Linked DNA regions of Homo sapiens: region 1 is linked to region 2. A link is a loop called in an ENCODE intact Hi-C map of the cell type or tissue named here. Cell type or tissue: A673. All regions are shown on one strand.

Region 1 (8,000 bases), 810 kb after region 2:
CACTAAGATTAGCAATTGCCACTCCTGGGGCTAGAAGAACAAAGGCAGAAGGTGTAGGGTCACCTGGTATCAGCTGGAACTGTAGTGGATGTGTCTGATGACAGCTGCTGAAAAGGCTACCTGAACTACAGAGAAGGCAAGAAATACCCCTCCTTATTTCCTTAAACATAGAGTAGGTTGAATAGGCTCCCTCAAAATTCATATTCCCCTGGAAACTTAGAATGTGACCTTATTTGGGAGTAGAGTCTTTGCAGATGTTATCAGTTAAAGATCTCAGCATGAAATCATTCTGGATTTAGGGTGCACCCTAAATCTAATTACTGGTGTCCTTATAAGAAGAGGAGAGGACACAGACACATAGGGTAAAGGCCATGTGCAGATGGAGGCAGAGATTGGAGTGATGCAGCTACAAGCCAATGAGCCCCAAGGATTGCAGGTGCCTGCCACCAGCAGCTAGGATGAGACATGGCAGGATTCTTCATGGGAGCCTTCAGAGGGAGCTCGGCCCTGCCTACTCCTTGATTTCAGATTTCCAGCCTCCAGAACAGACAGCATACATTCCTGTTGTTTTAAGCCACCCAGTCTGTGGTACCAGGATATGGCAGTCCTAAGAAATGAACACAACCTGCTTCTCTCTAATCTCCCTGAGTACCTCCAACTGGCCAAACCTCGCCTGAAGCCAGTTGGCAAAGACAGCTGGGAAATAATGTGCAGGGGCTTGTCTCCTGCCATGCAGAGCTGGAAGGAAGAGACAGGGCTAAGAGCAAAGAGGCAAATAACCCAAGCATTGTGGAAGGGGGTGCCCAGGCAGGAAGATATGGCAGAGAAATTATGGCTGTAGAATCAGAGGTAAAGAACAGAACAGAAGGGGCCTTGAATGGTCTCTTCATGGGCCTAACGGATGCAGCAGAAATCGTGAGCTTGGCTAGTCTGACAGGGCTGCCCCAGGGTAGGAAAACAGTCCAAGCACTTCTCCCCTGGGTGGGTCAGAAAAGCAGTCAATGACCTCCTTCCCAACAGCCTCAAAAGTGAAATCAGGAAAGATCACTCTGGAAGAAGGATGGTCCCTTCAAGACTGGAGTGACAGCTGCCGCCACTCTCCTCTGCCTGAGAACGGAGGGACACCCTGTCTCCAGGGTTGGACGCGATAACTTTCATGAGTAATCAATTTGCAAACAGACTGAGAAAAGGCAACACATCCCCCGGTTGCATCTTCAGATAAAAAGGAGTATGTTTTGAATTTGACAACCAATCTACCTTTAATCCTATCAGGAAATAAACCTCAATCATAATCTGATGTTTTGGACTTGCATCGCTTCTAAGGGAAAGTGTTTCCTCTATCCCTTGTTCTTCCTCTTCAGAGCAGAGTGAGTTTAGTCATGTGGATGCCTGTTATTCATTCTTATCTGCTTCTTAGTGGGGATTATTTGCTTTTTTGTTTTTTTTTTCTTTTAGATTCCATATATTTTTTCATTATGTGTTTCTTAATTAGAGAGACTCCTTCACTCTTAGATAAGAGTTTGTTTTTTAATCTCCCCCCACCCCCATCATCTGATGTCTTTCTGGTACGGATTTAGCCAGAGGAGTAAATTACTGGCGGTGGGGCGGCGGGGAGGGGAGGGTGAAAAAACCTGGCTGTGGAGTTGAACATTTGGTATTTATCACTGAATTCTAAATATGGGTTATTATCGGAGACGTTAGCTACTAAAATGCCATGTGCCATTGGCCTGATTACTACTCTTTGGGGCATTCATTGTTATCTAGTGACCCTAAGACTTCCAGAGACCATGTGACTTACTTCCCAAAGAAGCTTCTCAGTCCCATAATACATTGAGCGCCTGGCTCAGTGGGGCTGGCCTTTAAGGCCATAGCATTTCTCATCACAACAGTGTTCATCTTTTGCGTGCTGACCTAGTTCCAGGCTTTTGTATTAAGGGTTACTTACTTTGTTTCAAACTGTCAGAGATAAGTAGTATTATCCCCATTTTCTAGATGAGGAAACTGAGATTCAGAGAGGCTAAAATTCTTGGCCAAGAACACATAGCTAGATAATGGCTGACTTGGAGGGCTTGAACCCAGATGAATCTGGTTCCAAAACCTACACCCTTCTGCATCACCTACCTCTCTGTGTAGGTTTTGGAACCAGATTCATCTGGGTTCAAACCCCCAAGTTTGCCATGTATTAGCTCTGTCGATCAATACCATTTGCAAAGAGAAACACAAAAACAGTGAAAGGCTTTGAACTTGGTATCTTAGAAGTCATTTAAGCCACTGATATTCAGAGAGGTAAACAACATAGCAGTTACGAGTTAATAGTACAGGGTTGAAGTCAGAGAAACTTGACTGAACCTCTTCTCTGCCCTTCAAATAGCTGTACTGCCTTGGATACACTGTAGGAACCACATTCTTTATCACTAGTTCTGGATGATTTAATGGGTTTGGGTATGAGTTTTCTCACCTGTAAAAGTGGGCCAAAAGGTGGGGGTGAGGGTTAATGACATAATAATTTAAGGTGCATACTCCAGGGATAGACATAGACTAGGCATTCTGTAGATATTATTAATTAAGTTATGACTCAACAAATATTTGAGTATACCTAATACCGTGTTAAATAAAAAGAAAAGTAAAATATAGCTTGCCGTAGATAAGAGGTGAACGAGGCCACAAGAAAGGAAAATTTCTAATGCAAATATAAACACTGGGATGTGCAAAGATTCACGATAAGTGCTATAGAAGCAAAAGAGTCCCTTGCAGGATAGGATGGTCGGAGACAGAGGTGGGATTTGAGCTGGACCTTGGAGGACCTTAAATGGTTCAGATGGTGTGACTTAGTGTGGGCGACTGGTTCGCAACAAGTAAAGGAGCTCTCTCCAGGACATAACTCAACTATTTCACTGGGCATATTGTTTAGTTGATCTGATACCTTTTTAATGCAAAACTTTCTCAATAAAGTAAGCAGTGAATTGAACATGCTCTGCCTCAAGCTCTTTATCCTATTATGGAGACGTAACAAGTCATTTGCAGCCACCTTCTTGGAATAGTACCGATTTAGTTCAAGGGTCAACAAACTTTCTGTGAAGGACAAGATAGTGAGTATTTTTTAATTTGTGGGCTGTCCAACTACTGAGCTTTGCTGTAGCACAAAAGCAGCTATAGACAGTAAGAAAGCACGGATATTTAGTCCACAGGTCATAGTTTGCCAAATCCTAGTTAAGATGACTGAGAAAGAGGAGAGAAGGCCTTTTAAAAGCGAAAAAAAAAACAACACAAGCAAAGGTCTGAGCAACGCGTTGACCTAGCAACTCTGAAGAGACCTACATACAAAGAGTAGAGGGTTCAAGGCCATAGGATGTCACACAAAAAACATGGAATTAAAATGTTGATGGTAGACAGAGCCTAGATTGGGAGATAATCAAATACTGCTTTGTAGTTCACAGCCAACTCTGACAAGCACCACCTGTTCCTGAGATTCGGGCAATGAGATGCCCCAGAAGAATGGGTATGAGTGTGTAGTGAAAAGAATCAAATTTCTCCAGGAGAACTGTCAGATGAAAAGCAAAACAAGAGCAAAACACTGCACTGTCTACATTTGTTAGGTCCTCTGTTAATATGAAAAGGCAGGAATCCTGGGACTGAACTAAGAGCTTCCTGCCTGGCCAGGACATACATATGCATTGTGCAAAGCATTTTGCATGCAGGAGACAATCATTTATTCATCAAATGAACAAATTCATCACTTCAGAGCACACAGGACCATGCCTGATTTGTCTGTCATTAACAAATGACTCCTTGCTATAAATCTGGCCAAGCTATCTATTATCCATCCATCCATCCATCCATCCATCCATCCATCCATCCATCCATCCACTCATTCATCAAGTTCCTGTTGTGATTACAAAATTTCATACCAAAGGGTCAGTGTTGGGGCCAGAATCTCCAGAAAAAAGAGGTCAGAAGCATAGGAGAGCAAGCTCAACCTAAAACATTCACTAAATCTGCAAAAAGGTGTCCTTGGAACTTTGCCAGGATGAACAATGGCTTTCTTAGGGATCCTATCTGGACTTGACAGGGACACCATGTTTATGGGTTTTATATTCAAAGAGGGATCTCGGGCCTTGCTGATCCCTTCCCTTTCCACAGCGTCCTGGGATTCCTCATGGTATTCTTCACTCCGGTACTACCCCAGGAAGAGACCAAACAAAAGTGCAAGCCTGCATGCAGGCTGCTGCAGATGTTGCAGACATGTTGTCTTTGGCCTTTCTTTTTAGGCAAAGGGAAAAAGTCCAGTGGGCACTTTGTAGCTGTCCTGACTGTGCAGATTAGTTTTTTTCAACATCAAAGGACCATGTGTTATTATGCTCAGTTCTATAATGTGCATTTGACTGGTGTTTTTTTTATGTGTATGTGGAGTGGGGTAATGAGGAAAAGGCATATATCTTGTAACCTGGCTCATACTTATTACAAACAGGGGACTCTTCCTAGAGTCGATGGATGGGGCTATAGAGGATTCAACAACCACCAGAAATTTTGTACAAAATTTGAAAGACAGGCTGTATAGCCTTCACCAGATTCTCTTGAGGGTCTCAGACCTCAGGGAGGGTAGGAATGGCAGCTCCCAACGGATTTGACTAGCAACTAAGGGAACCCACTCCCCAAACCTGCTTCCTGATTTCATTTCATAATGCCCTAGGCCTTTGCTGTTGCCAAGATGCACTGGCTTACTGCCAAAGAAGACAGGCTCTTATCTGAGTTAGTTCTGCCACCTACAGCACAGAGCCCAGCAAAGCCATTGCATCTTTGCAGCAGAGAAGAAGCCTCATTTGCATACATGAATAAGGGGAGGGCTGCCTCTCCAGCCCCGGACTCTCCACTGGAAGAAAAATGACTTTGGGGATTCTCGATTAGCATTCAGAGATGCAAGCTCCTTTGGGGTGGGTTACAGCGATGGGAAGATATTTTTACATTAAAGGGAAAGGGATAAATTTTGAGGATTAGCACCTGAAAAAGAAATGTTGCTGAAAACCCAGAGAGGAAAGTCACTGCAAAAAAGGAAAAGACAATGAGCTCATGGGTCCTCACAATAAGTGTAACTCTCCCATTTTATAGCATGCCCAATGCTGATAGTCCTTTCTAGGTCCAAACAGGTCACCCCCACCGTCTACCTTGTCGTACAATGAAAAATACTTGCTTTGGAAGAATGTGATTTCCTAAGACAGGATAGTTTTGTTAATATACTTAAAGCATTTTTAAGGATTCCCTCTAAGGGCAGAGATTGTGTTATTCTCATTTTTGTGTCCCCAGCACCGAGCAGAATGCTTGATACTTAGGAGGAAGCTCAATAAATGTTTGTTTGTTGATGTAAAGTAATAGAAATGTAGTTTGTATTGCAACCTATGCATGCTTGCTAATATATAATTAATAATATCTACAGATTATTAAATAGTCATGCATTAGACATATTAACTCAAATTCTCACAACAGTATATAAGATGGGTATTGTTTTGCAGGTGAAACTGAAACCCAGTGTTTTTAAATAACTTACCCAAGGATGCATATCTAGTGAGAGTCAAAATCCATACCTAGGCTGGGCGTGGTGGCTCACGCCTGTAATCCCAGCACTTTGGGAGGTCGAGGTGGGCAGATCATGAGGTCAGGAGATTGAGACCATCCTGGACACACGGTGAAATCCCGTCTCTACTAAAAAAAATACAAAAAATTAGCTGGGCGTGGTGGCGGGCGCCTGTAGTCTCAGCTACTCAGGAGGCTGAGGCAGGAGAATGGTGTGAACCCAGGAGGCAGAGCTTGCGGTGAGCCAAGATCACACCACTGCACTCCAGCCTGGGCGACAGAGCGAGACTGTCTCAAAAAAATAAATAAATAAATAAATAAATAATAAAATAAATAAATAAATAAATAATCCATACCTAGACTTCTTAGCTTGTAAATCCATGTTTGTTCCACTCCACCCATGTATTTTATCTCCAGCATAAGCTCATTTACAATAAGTGGTAAATGAACCAAATGAAAATAATTTGAAAATGTTGAAAAGATTTTTAACTGTTTTAAATACTAAAAAAAATACTCTAAAATGTTTCCTAGTCTTTAGGATTTCTCTGAAGCTTTTCTTACCATTCTTGCTTAATAATAGATGCAGTGGTACTTCTTTGAGGGATAACCCACTCTTAAATCTACTTGCACAGATGACTGTGGAATCTTTCACTCCTTTTGGTCTGGTGAGCACTGATGGCTTGGAAAGGCAATGAAGTAGTCTGTAACTTACACTTTGATTTGTAGTAGCAAAGCATCTTTTTTTACAATTTTTATTTTAGATTCAGGAAGTACATGTGCAGGTTTGTGACACATGCATGTTATGTGATGCTGAGGTTTGGGCTTCTATTGACACCGTCACTCAAATAGTGAACATAGTACCTGATAGGTAGTTTTTCAACCCTCCCTCCTGCTTTTGGAGTGCCCAGTGTCATTGTTCCCATCTTTGTGCCCATATGTACCCAATGTTCAGCTCTCTTTTGTAAGTGAGAATATGCAGTATTTGGTTTTCTGGTTTTGTGTTCAGTCACTTAGGATAATGGACTCCAGCTGCATCCATGTTACTACAAAGAACATGATTTTGTACTTTTTTATGGCTGTGTAGTATTCTATGGTGAATGTGTACCACATTTTCTTTATCCAATCCACCACTGATGGGCACTTGGGTTGATTCCACGTCTTCGCTATTGTGAGTGGTACTGCAATGAACATATGAGTAAAGGTGTCCTTTTGGTAGAAGGATTTATCTTCATTTGGGGATATACCCTGTAGTGGGATCAGCAAGGAATTCTTAACAGAGTAATGCACACAGAGTCTTCATAATGTTGGAATATGGAGTTAACTCTATAGTAATCTTGCCTTTTTCACAGGTTTTTCCATATTAACACTTTAGATTTCAAAAAGGACATCAAAGTAAGCAAGATTGAAGATCCAGCATTACTAACCCAGGTCTCATTACTTTACAGCCTGGTTTATTAGGGTTGGTGTCTTGGCCCCTGTGATGTGCATATTCCTTGTGTTGTTCAGGCTTTAATCTTATTGTCTTCCAGAGAAATTACAAATGAAAGAAAAGTGCAGCTGGCCCTTAAATGGGGTGAGTGGTTTAAGCAAGCTTAGGTCAGTAATAGGTACAAACAACTGAAGAACCTTTCTAGGTAAACATAATTATCATGCTTAGACTTAAGAAGGAAGGAAGAGAACATGAGACAGTTGGTGGAAGTGAGAAGAGGATGGATTTAGAACTGGACACCACTGGGGGTTTGTGCAAGTCTTGCTGTCTCTATTATCTGTTCGAAAGCCCTGGATATATAGGTAAGTGGACCTCAAATTCTAGTCGTGTTTGTCAGAATTATGTGAGGGCATAGGGATACAAAAGTGTGATTCCTTTTCTTACCTATTATAAGGGTCACTCCTATAACAAAAGACAAGTTAACAAGAGAAAAGTATAACATATTTATTGAATCAAAGTTTTACATGACACAGGAGCCTTGAGAATGAAGACCCAAAGATACAGGAAAAATGATTCATTTTTATGTTTAGGCTCAATGAGGAATGCACAACTGTGTTGGACTGTGATTGGACAAAGAGAGTATGACCTAATGGGAATAACTGAATAGGGAAACGCAGCAAGGCCTGTCTGTTCAGATTCTTCTTTGTCTCTCCGTTCAGCATTCCTTCCTCCTGGATATGGGACAGGATCCTTGCTGGAATGTGGGTCTTATGACCTACTTCCAAAGCAGGTCACAGAATTTCTTTATGGTCAGCTCTTATACAGAAAGGCAGGGAAAAGTTAGAATAATATGTTTAGATTTTATGTCTACCTTTGGCGGGGATAGGTTCTGGTTTCTATGACCTTCCTTGGGGAAGAGGCATTCTAGTTTCTATGGCTTGCTGTGGGGGCGAATGAGGGATGGCAGAGTAGGGCAGGACAAAGTAAAAGACAAACTTTGCTT
Region 2 (8,000 bases):
AATTGACTTTGCTGTTTACAGCTGCTGTTGCTCAGATTTTATATGTCTTTTTGAGGATGTGCAAGCAGAGCTGACTGCTGTTTGTTTCTGCTAACACAGCTCAATCTAGGATTCCTGGGGTTAGAGTGGATGTATTCTTTTATGAGCTGAGTAATTAGTCCATCTGGTGATATTCTCAGAAAGGTGCTAGGACAGGAGAATTAACCTCAATCCTATTTCACATGGCTGTTACAGGAGTTAAGAGATAAAGTTTATGAAAGTGCTTTGTAAACTGTAAAGAGCTATTTATTTACCATTACTATGATTACCAGTAACTTCATAAACCTTTTCTCTACACAACCTGGATGCTTGTGTGCGTTTTATTAACAGGTAATATGTATATATAGAGATCCTTACATTTTCAGAGCTTATGTTTCAGTCAATGAATAAATATGTATTGAACACCTACTAGCAGCAATGTGCCTGGTACAAGCACAGGCTCTGGCTTTTGCCCTTGAGGTCCATCAATACCATGAGAGAAATGAAATAGACACAGACACAGCTAGAGAAGAAGGCACCTTTTCCTTAAGTACCACATTTGCTACTTGCTTAACAAAATTAGAGAAGGTAAATTCTGGGTGCCAGATTAGTGGAGGATATATCCCAATGGATTCATTTTCATTTTAAGTATTTTTTCCATTTTGCATTCCCATTTCTTGGAAGTCAAAAGTGGACATCTGGGATGTATTTGGGGCGAGCTCAATTTTCATTTTCTTGAGTTCTCTAAAAATTTTCCACGGGCACAAGAGCAATCGGGTATTTGCTGTTTCCTTTATTTATGCCTCTTCCCTCCCTTCCCCCCAACACCACCTTAGGTCATTTGATTTCCTGTTCAAACAGCAATTCCTCAGGACGGAACCTTTTGCCTTAATCTTTTACAATCAGCTTCAAACCATTTTCCTCTGTTGTTTGATGCTTGATGAATCTTTTGGTAATTTAGTGTCTGCTTTTGGCCCAGTTGAAATTCCTATTTATGTCTGGAAAGAAGAGCTCTGTAAGTTATAGAGGGGTTGGAAAATTTTCTGAATGGCTCCTCAGGCAATGCCATAGCGTATCTGGGAAGGAAGGATGAGTGTGAGTGAGTGACTGTGTGTGTGTGTGTGTGTGTGTGTCTGTGTGTGTTTTGCAGAGTGCTGTTGAGAAAACAGACTGAGTTGGAGGTTTTCTCTTCTCTTCGGATCTCCCCTGCCCTCTGTCTTAGGTCGTACTTTTCATTCTGCTTCCAGGACTTTCTGATCCTAAGGTATTTGCTGAGGAAAATTAACAAAGATAAAGTCATTATGGCTCCAAGTGATTTTAAATCTTTTATTATTCTTTTGAAAAAACAAAAACAAAACCTAACAGCAGTCCACATAAGAGAGAAGCAACAGGGCCCCTACAACCCATTTAAGAGTCTAATTTTTAGAAGAGTTGTTTGAGTCTCAAAAATACCATGACAACCCTCCTTCAATCTCTCTCCTAACCAACATCACTGGACAGGGAGTGGAGGGAATGTTATGAGGAGAACGGGAGCCAGCTGGCCACAGCTCATGTGCGTATGTCTGTGTTTAGAAGCCTCCTGCAACTCTCTTCTTGAGAGGTCTTGGCATCTTCTAGCATTCACCACTGGTGCACGAGACCTGAAGAAGTTGAGCTTTTCTAAACATCTTGGCATCAAGGTACCTCCTGGACGTTCCCTCGTGGTTTTACTGTCGCAGATCTGAAGAATAACTGTCTCAGGCAGCCACTGAGTCACTCTGAGAACAGCACTTAGCAGAGTTGATATTCTCCTCATTTGCATGATTATTTATTATTTTTTGCCCATGCCAGAATGCCAGTTCTCAGAGGGTGGTGGCCTTGTCTCATGTATTCTTCCAGAAGAGGTCCTGGCACATGGTGGACGCTCAATCAATATTAGTTGAATGAATTATGAATTCCATAGACCCTGCCTTTCAACCAAGAGGAGAAGAAAAATCTTGCAAGACGTTTGAGAGATGTGAATTTTTCATGGGGTTGCTTTATTTAAGGGTAAATAATTCAGAAGAGGTACCAGCCTCCTGACAAATGTGACTCTGGAAGGTCCCTTGGAGGGTCGCATCATTGGCTGTCATGAATGTGGATCTCTGGGATCCACAAGCAGAAAGGAGAAGCAGAGATGAGGTGGGCGGAGCAGGAGGCGTGGAGATGGAGCACGATGGGGACAGGGAGGAGGTAGGGAGATGTAGATTGAGAAAATGTGTCAGCCTCCTGGGCTACAGAGTTCATATCTTTAAAAAGTTAATATCTTCAAAGTTAATAAAATATTTTTTAAAGAGACCACCCCAACTTATTTTATTTTCAGATTATACATTAATGCAAACTCATCATAAAAGTAAAGCAGAATTCAAGTACAGAAGAAAATCAGCATGAATCTCACCACTCTGTCAGTTCACTTTGTGAACATTTTGCTAAGTTTCTTCTTCTTTTTTTTTTTCCCTCTACACACTCATACTTCTCTTGTTTTGGTTTGAAATATTTGATTACATAATGTGTACCAGTTTTGCACCTTGCTATTTTCACTAAATGCCATTAAAAGTTCTTTTTTTGTCCACTTAGTATTATCAAAAATGCTTTAAAACATCATTTTTAATGGCTACGTAATGTTCCATTTTATGGCTACATCATAAACCCTGTTGCACAGTTTGTTTTCAGGTTTTCTTTTTTTATATAATTATAGGTGAGTTAGTGACAAACATCTTTGTGAATGAATTACTGCCCTCGCTGTTTGATTATTTCATTCAGGTGAGTTGGAGAAGTGAAATTACAGGGCCCGAGCATAGGAATTTTTTTACAGACCTTGAAGGATGGTGCTGGATTGCTTTTCAGAGTCTTTGTACCAATTTACATGGAGTATTTCTATTTTGGGGACCTCCTCCTGGAACAGGGAAAGATTTTCTAGCTCTAGAGAGAGAATGACCTGTAGTAAGATTTGGATCAGAATTTCACGCTTTGTAAATCATTGATTTTAGATTTCTCCCACTTTCTGTATTTATTTACCTTCTATTCTCTTGCAGTAATTTTAGAAATGGCATTGGGAAAATTCCAGACTGTTTCCATGGTACTCAGAGCAGACAGCAAAGGGAGGTTTGGTCCATGCTTTGGATAGAGCTGCCAAGAATGGGGGACCGTGTCCTGTAGTGGGGTGGGGCGGGGAAGGGGTCCAACCTATGATGGCAAAAGGAGACCAAATGAGATGCTTCGTGGGAAAGGTGACACATGGGGTTGTAGTGATGGTGATGAGGAGTGGAGATTTGAGCTGATCCTAAATTTTGGAGGTTCTCATTTTGGTTTTAACAAAAGTAGGGTTTCTTGATAGCAGGCTGGACTGGATCAGTGATTTTCAAATTTTCCTTCCTCCTCCTGGAACTTTTGGATTCTATGGTGGTGCTTGAGTTAAGTAAATGATTTTAAGGTCATCTGCACCTAATTTAAAACTGTGTTAGTAGTGGTAATAAATATCAACACATACACATATAAATGTATATAGAATGTCATATTTTAACACCACGTGGACCTGAAGGTAGACACGTACTAACTGGTTTTAGAGCAGACTTTGAATGAAGCATCTCTCTCTTGAATTGAGGAGGGCTCTGAGGCTGGAAGGGCAGTGTGATTTGAACAGCTGCAGCAGCAGCAACATTGTCCATCAAACCAAGATAGACTTCTATCTTGGGGAAAGTGAATCAGAAACTCTATGTTACAGAGTAAACAAAACAGAATATACAGCCCGGATGCTCAAGCAGATCGAAAACTGCAAATGCCCTGTTTAACTCTCAGCTTTAATCTGGTCACAACAGCACCCATGTTCTCTTTGCTAGACTTTATTATATATATGCAGATAGATACCAATCATTTTTGACTGTTATATGTACAGCGGGTCCATTTTCATTTGAAAGAGAGTTCCTCTGAGGACCCTTTCTAACACTAACATTTTCTGATCAACAGGCCGACTTTATCATCCCATTTGATGGATGGATAAGTTGAGGCATTAAGTAAAGTCCTGCAGAGAGCTAGCTTTGCAGTTTAGTCTCTGTCAGATTTTGAGCAAGTTAGTTTAGTTCCCTGAGCCTCAGTGTTCTCATTTCTAAAATGGGAATAATAGTGTCCACTCTGCAGTGCCATTATGAGGGTGGAAATGAAACCCAATCTTTTCCTTTGCTCAGTGGCTAGGCTTTGGGAATGAGCATCTAATTCACATTTGCCAAATGCCGACTCCTCCCTCTTGTCCATGCTGGCCTCATTCTTGCCGTGACTCTATTTAATGTACTCTGGTAAGTTTTAGGCGTAGAAGAGGAAAGAAATATATGTATTGCCTACATACCTATTGGAACTTGGGATCCTTTAAAACATGCAGTCTTATTACAGTGATTCTTCTGTAATAGCAGTATTTATTTTCTGGTCTGGGGAACAAAAGCCTTCTTTTCCTTTCTTCGATTAAGAAATTAAAATCCAGTAGCATAGAATCTCTTAGAATCATTTCTTGTATTGCTTCCTAACTTGACCTTAACATTCTGTGTGACCTTTCGAGGCCCTTTTTACCTCTCTCAACCTCTGCTTCCTGTAAAATGAGGTGGTTGGGTCAGGTGACATTAACGGTCCTTACAGCTTTTCAGTTTTTAAATTCTACGAAGACTTAGGAGTAAAACCTTGAAGCGTTAAGTTTCTTTTCTGCGGGGGGGGAGAAAAATTACTGTTCTTTTAAATTGGCCACGTGGGGTCGCTAGTGATCTAAGAGACTGGTTCGCGAAGGTGGTACTGTAAATGTGTGGTGCTTCAGCGAACAGATTCTGGGGGTGGTTTATGAAATTTTCTTTTTGTCTCTCCCTTCAGCTCCAAAATTCACTCGAAGACTTGATCACATCATTAGTGTTGAGAGAATCATAAGCAGCTGCCAGAGATTGTGTTCAGAGCCAGACCGTGGTATCTCATGCCCACCTCAAAAGAAAAGAAAAAGGAAAAAATCATGGTAATCCTGGGGTGCAACTGGCTCTCCTTTTAGACTCTAACTCAAGCTGCTACATAATGTGGTCTTGCAATTCCTTGGCTTGAGAAGTAGGTCCTGCAAAGTTAAACTGGATGGCATAAAACATGCCTTAGTGATGGAGTCAACCTTTGTCTGGAAGAATCTGGAGTTACCAAAGGCAGAAGCATGGCAAAATTCTCACTGAAGAGCTGATGAGTGTCTCTCTTGGCAATTTTCCTGGTGGGCTTTGCTGATGGTTGAGGTGGGGTGGGGTGGGTGGCAGCAAGCTTGAATGACTGTAGAAATCAGGGAGGGTTCATTAAACAAAAAGTAAATAAAATAAAACAAAAATCTGGAAAGCTCATGTATCTTCCCACACCAGGGACAGGGTACCCACAGCATGCTCGGCACAGACCAGACCCTTTATGGAAAGTCAGCTGAACCTTGCCCTCGGCGTGCAAGGAAAAAAAATGTCTTTTCTGCCAGAAGTGTTGTATAAACATCCTTTTCCTACGATCCTGGATCCTGATCCTCTAGCTCCAGGACCCAGAGGAGCGTGGGGAAAGTATCTTAATGTAGACAGATTTCGAACTCCTGCTGTCCCTTTTCAGATCGTAAATTACCGTTAATGCTGTTTATACTCTTCCCCCTTCCTCTCTTAATAGTTTTAGAAACAGTAATTGACAACAAAATAGAGCCGCAAAGGGTGTAAGGGAGCCCTGCTTGGCTGGCTGAGAAGCAGCCAACTAAGTATCTGTTCATCATGTACGTCTCTGCAACAGAAGTAAAAGATTTACCCACACAGGTGCCCTTCCTTGCTTTCCTTTCGTCATTTTGCTGTGATGGAGCAGGGTACATCTCAATTTCAATTAACTGGAAAGAGAAAAGTTGCGTGTGTTTGCGTGCTTTTTGTCCACCCTGCTCCCTGTACGGGAGGCTGTACAAAGCTGGTGTGGGCTATGGAGCCTGGGGAGGAAGCTGCTCAGAAGTGGATCCCAGGATCTCTGTGGTTCTCTCTGCCCGGGTGTTGTCTTGTTTTGGGGTGCACGGTCCTCGGAAGCAGTTTCCTAAGACAATTCCAGCATGAGGAATATGCCCAGGCTTGAAGTTGGTGAGAGCTGGATTTAAATCCTAGATCAACCCACTTATTTAGCTGTCAACTTAACCTCTTAGAGTCTCAGTGTTCTCCTCTGTAAAATGGGGATAATACAGGTTGAATACCCCTCATCCAAAAATCCAAAACCCGAAATGCTTCAAAATGCAAAACTTTTGGATTTCACATCCAAACTTTTGCCATTGAATGCTGACACAATGTTCAAAGGAAATACCCATTGGAACATTTCAGATTTTGGATTCTCGGAGTAAAGATGCTGAACGCATAAGTATAATGCAAGTATTCCAAAATTAGAAAAAATATCTGAATTCCAAAATACTTCTGGTCCCAAGCATTTTGGATAAGGGATACTCAACCTGTAACAATATTCCCCTAAGGGAGTGGTTTGGAAGATTAAATAAAGCTGTGTTTGTAGAAAAAGTGACTGAGGCCTAGCAAGACATCCATGAATGCCTTTTCTTTTTTCAAAACCTCTTGACTTGTGCTGTCCAAGGTGGTAGTCACATGGGGCTATTGAGCACTTGAAGTCTGGCTACTTGAAACTGACAAGTTCTGTAAGTAGAGAATACACACCAGATATCAAAGACTTAGTAGAGAAAGAAAATAATGCAAAACATCTCATTAATAATGTTTTATACTGATTACATACTGAAATTTTAATACATTGCAAATATTGGATAAAATATATTCTAAAAGTTAATTTTACCTTTTTTAACTTTAAAAAATGTGGCCACTAGAAAATTCAGAATTGGATATGTAGCTTGTATTTGTGGCTCACATTATGTTTCTCTTGGGCTGTGCTTCTGTAGTTTCTCTTTTACTCACCTTCTATTCAAATTCTTTCCTTCTCTTAAGGCCTAGCTCAAGCTTTGCTGTCTTTTTGGGTCCTTTGGGTCAATCTCTCCCTTCCCTAAAATCTCCTAGGGGTTTTGTCATGGAGAGACAGTCACATAATGTGTATTTGTGGGCTGAATTTAAGCAGGAAAAACATATAAAGTGTTTAGCCCAGTGTCTGGCACATCACAAACAAAATAGTATGATTCATTTTTTTTTTTTTTGAGATTACCATTGGAGTCTGGCTACCTAGTTCAGAGCCGGTTTTTTTGCTGCCTTGCATCCTTCTCATGTGTTTAGTCTCTCTTCCTTGTGTGTTTAGTCTTGTTGAATATGCCTGTGAGGACAGAGAACCCGTCTATTTTTCCTGGGTTTGTTCTTAACCCACGAGGCAGCTCTAGCACAATGGATTCTCCCCTATGATTATTCACGGACAAAGCCAGCGCCTGTTGACTAAGCTGTCATCTTGGAGTCATTTGCCATTCTTTCCATTCTTTCCTTCATTCCACAGGTATTTGTTCTTCTTGGGATGCTTTTTCACCACTCTTTTCTTCATTGAGCTAACTCTTTTGCATCCTGAAAACAGTAATCGAGGTCAACATGTATAGCACTCACTATATATTCACCCTATTCTAAGTAGTTTATGTATATGAATAAAGTTCATCCTCACAACTGCCCTGTAGGGCGAGTATTGTCATTTAACTCATCCTTCAGATGAGGAACCTGAAACACAGAAATTAAGTAACTCATCCAAGGCCACACAGCTAGTGAGAGGTGGGGGCTGGATTCAAATCCAGTACTACAGTCCCAGAAACCATAGTACTCTGAATCACCAGGCTCGAAGTCATCGTCACCAGAAGCCCTTCTGGAACACTGCTCCTAAATTTTCAACATACCACTTGGCCCTTCCATCACACCCAGCCCCATGTGAGTATCTGTCATAGGCCTTATCCCATATGATTACAATCCCTGGTTTCCTCTTCAGTTCCCCTCATTGCCCTGTGATCTCCCTGAGGATCTCAGTGAATCCCG

Evidence for each region. A loop is a pair of places that touch in the nucleus more often than their neighbours do. Peaks named below come from ENCODE experiments on the same cell type or tissue, not always from the same donor. Only the 100,000 strongest peaks of a DNase experiment are listed, where the experiment ranks them.
Region 1: it touches region 2 in a loop (7-fold over the local background); 32 of 110 quality-filtered maps call a loop at or near these places.

Annotation. Positions count from the first base shown.
Region 1 is chr4:16,513,747-16,521,746 of GRCh38, reverse strand. All of the region lies in intron 5 of LDB2 (LIM domain binding 2), which reads left to right. The region is part of intron 2 of LOC105374505 (a long non-coding RNA gene); the gene reads right to left. Among named protein-coding and RNA genes, the nearest start is that of TAPT1-AS1, 290 kb to the right of the region's middle. In A673, a CTCF peak has its summit at 4,773 (motif pointing left); a DNase peak (open chromatin) is centred at 4,746.
Region 2 is chr4:17,321,341-17,329,340 of GRCh38, reverse strand. No RefSeq gene overlaps it. Among named protein-coding and RNA genes, the nearest start is that of SNORA75B, 4.5 kb to the right of the region's middle. In A673, a CTCF peak has its summit at 4,752 (motif pointing right); DNase peaks (open chromatin) are centred at 4,790 and 5,660; H3K27ac peaks cover 1,419 bases.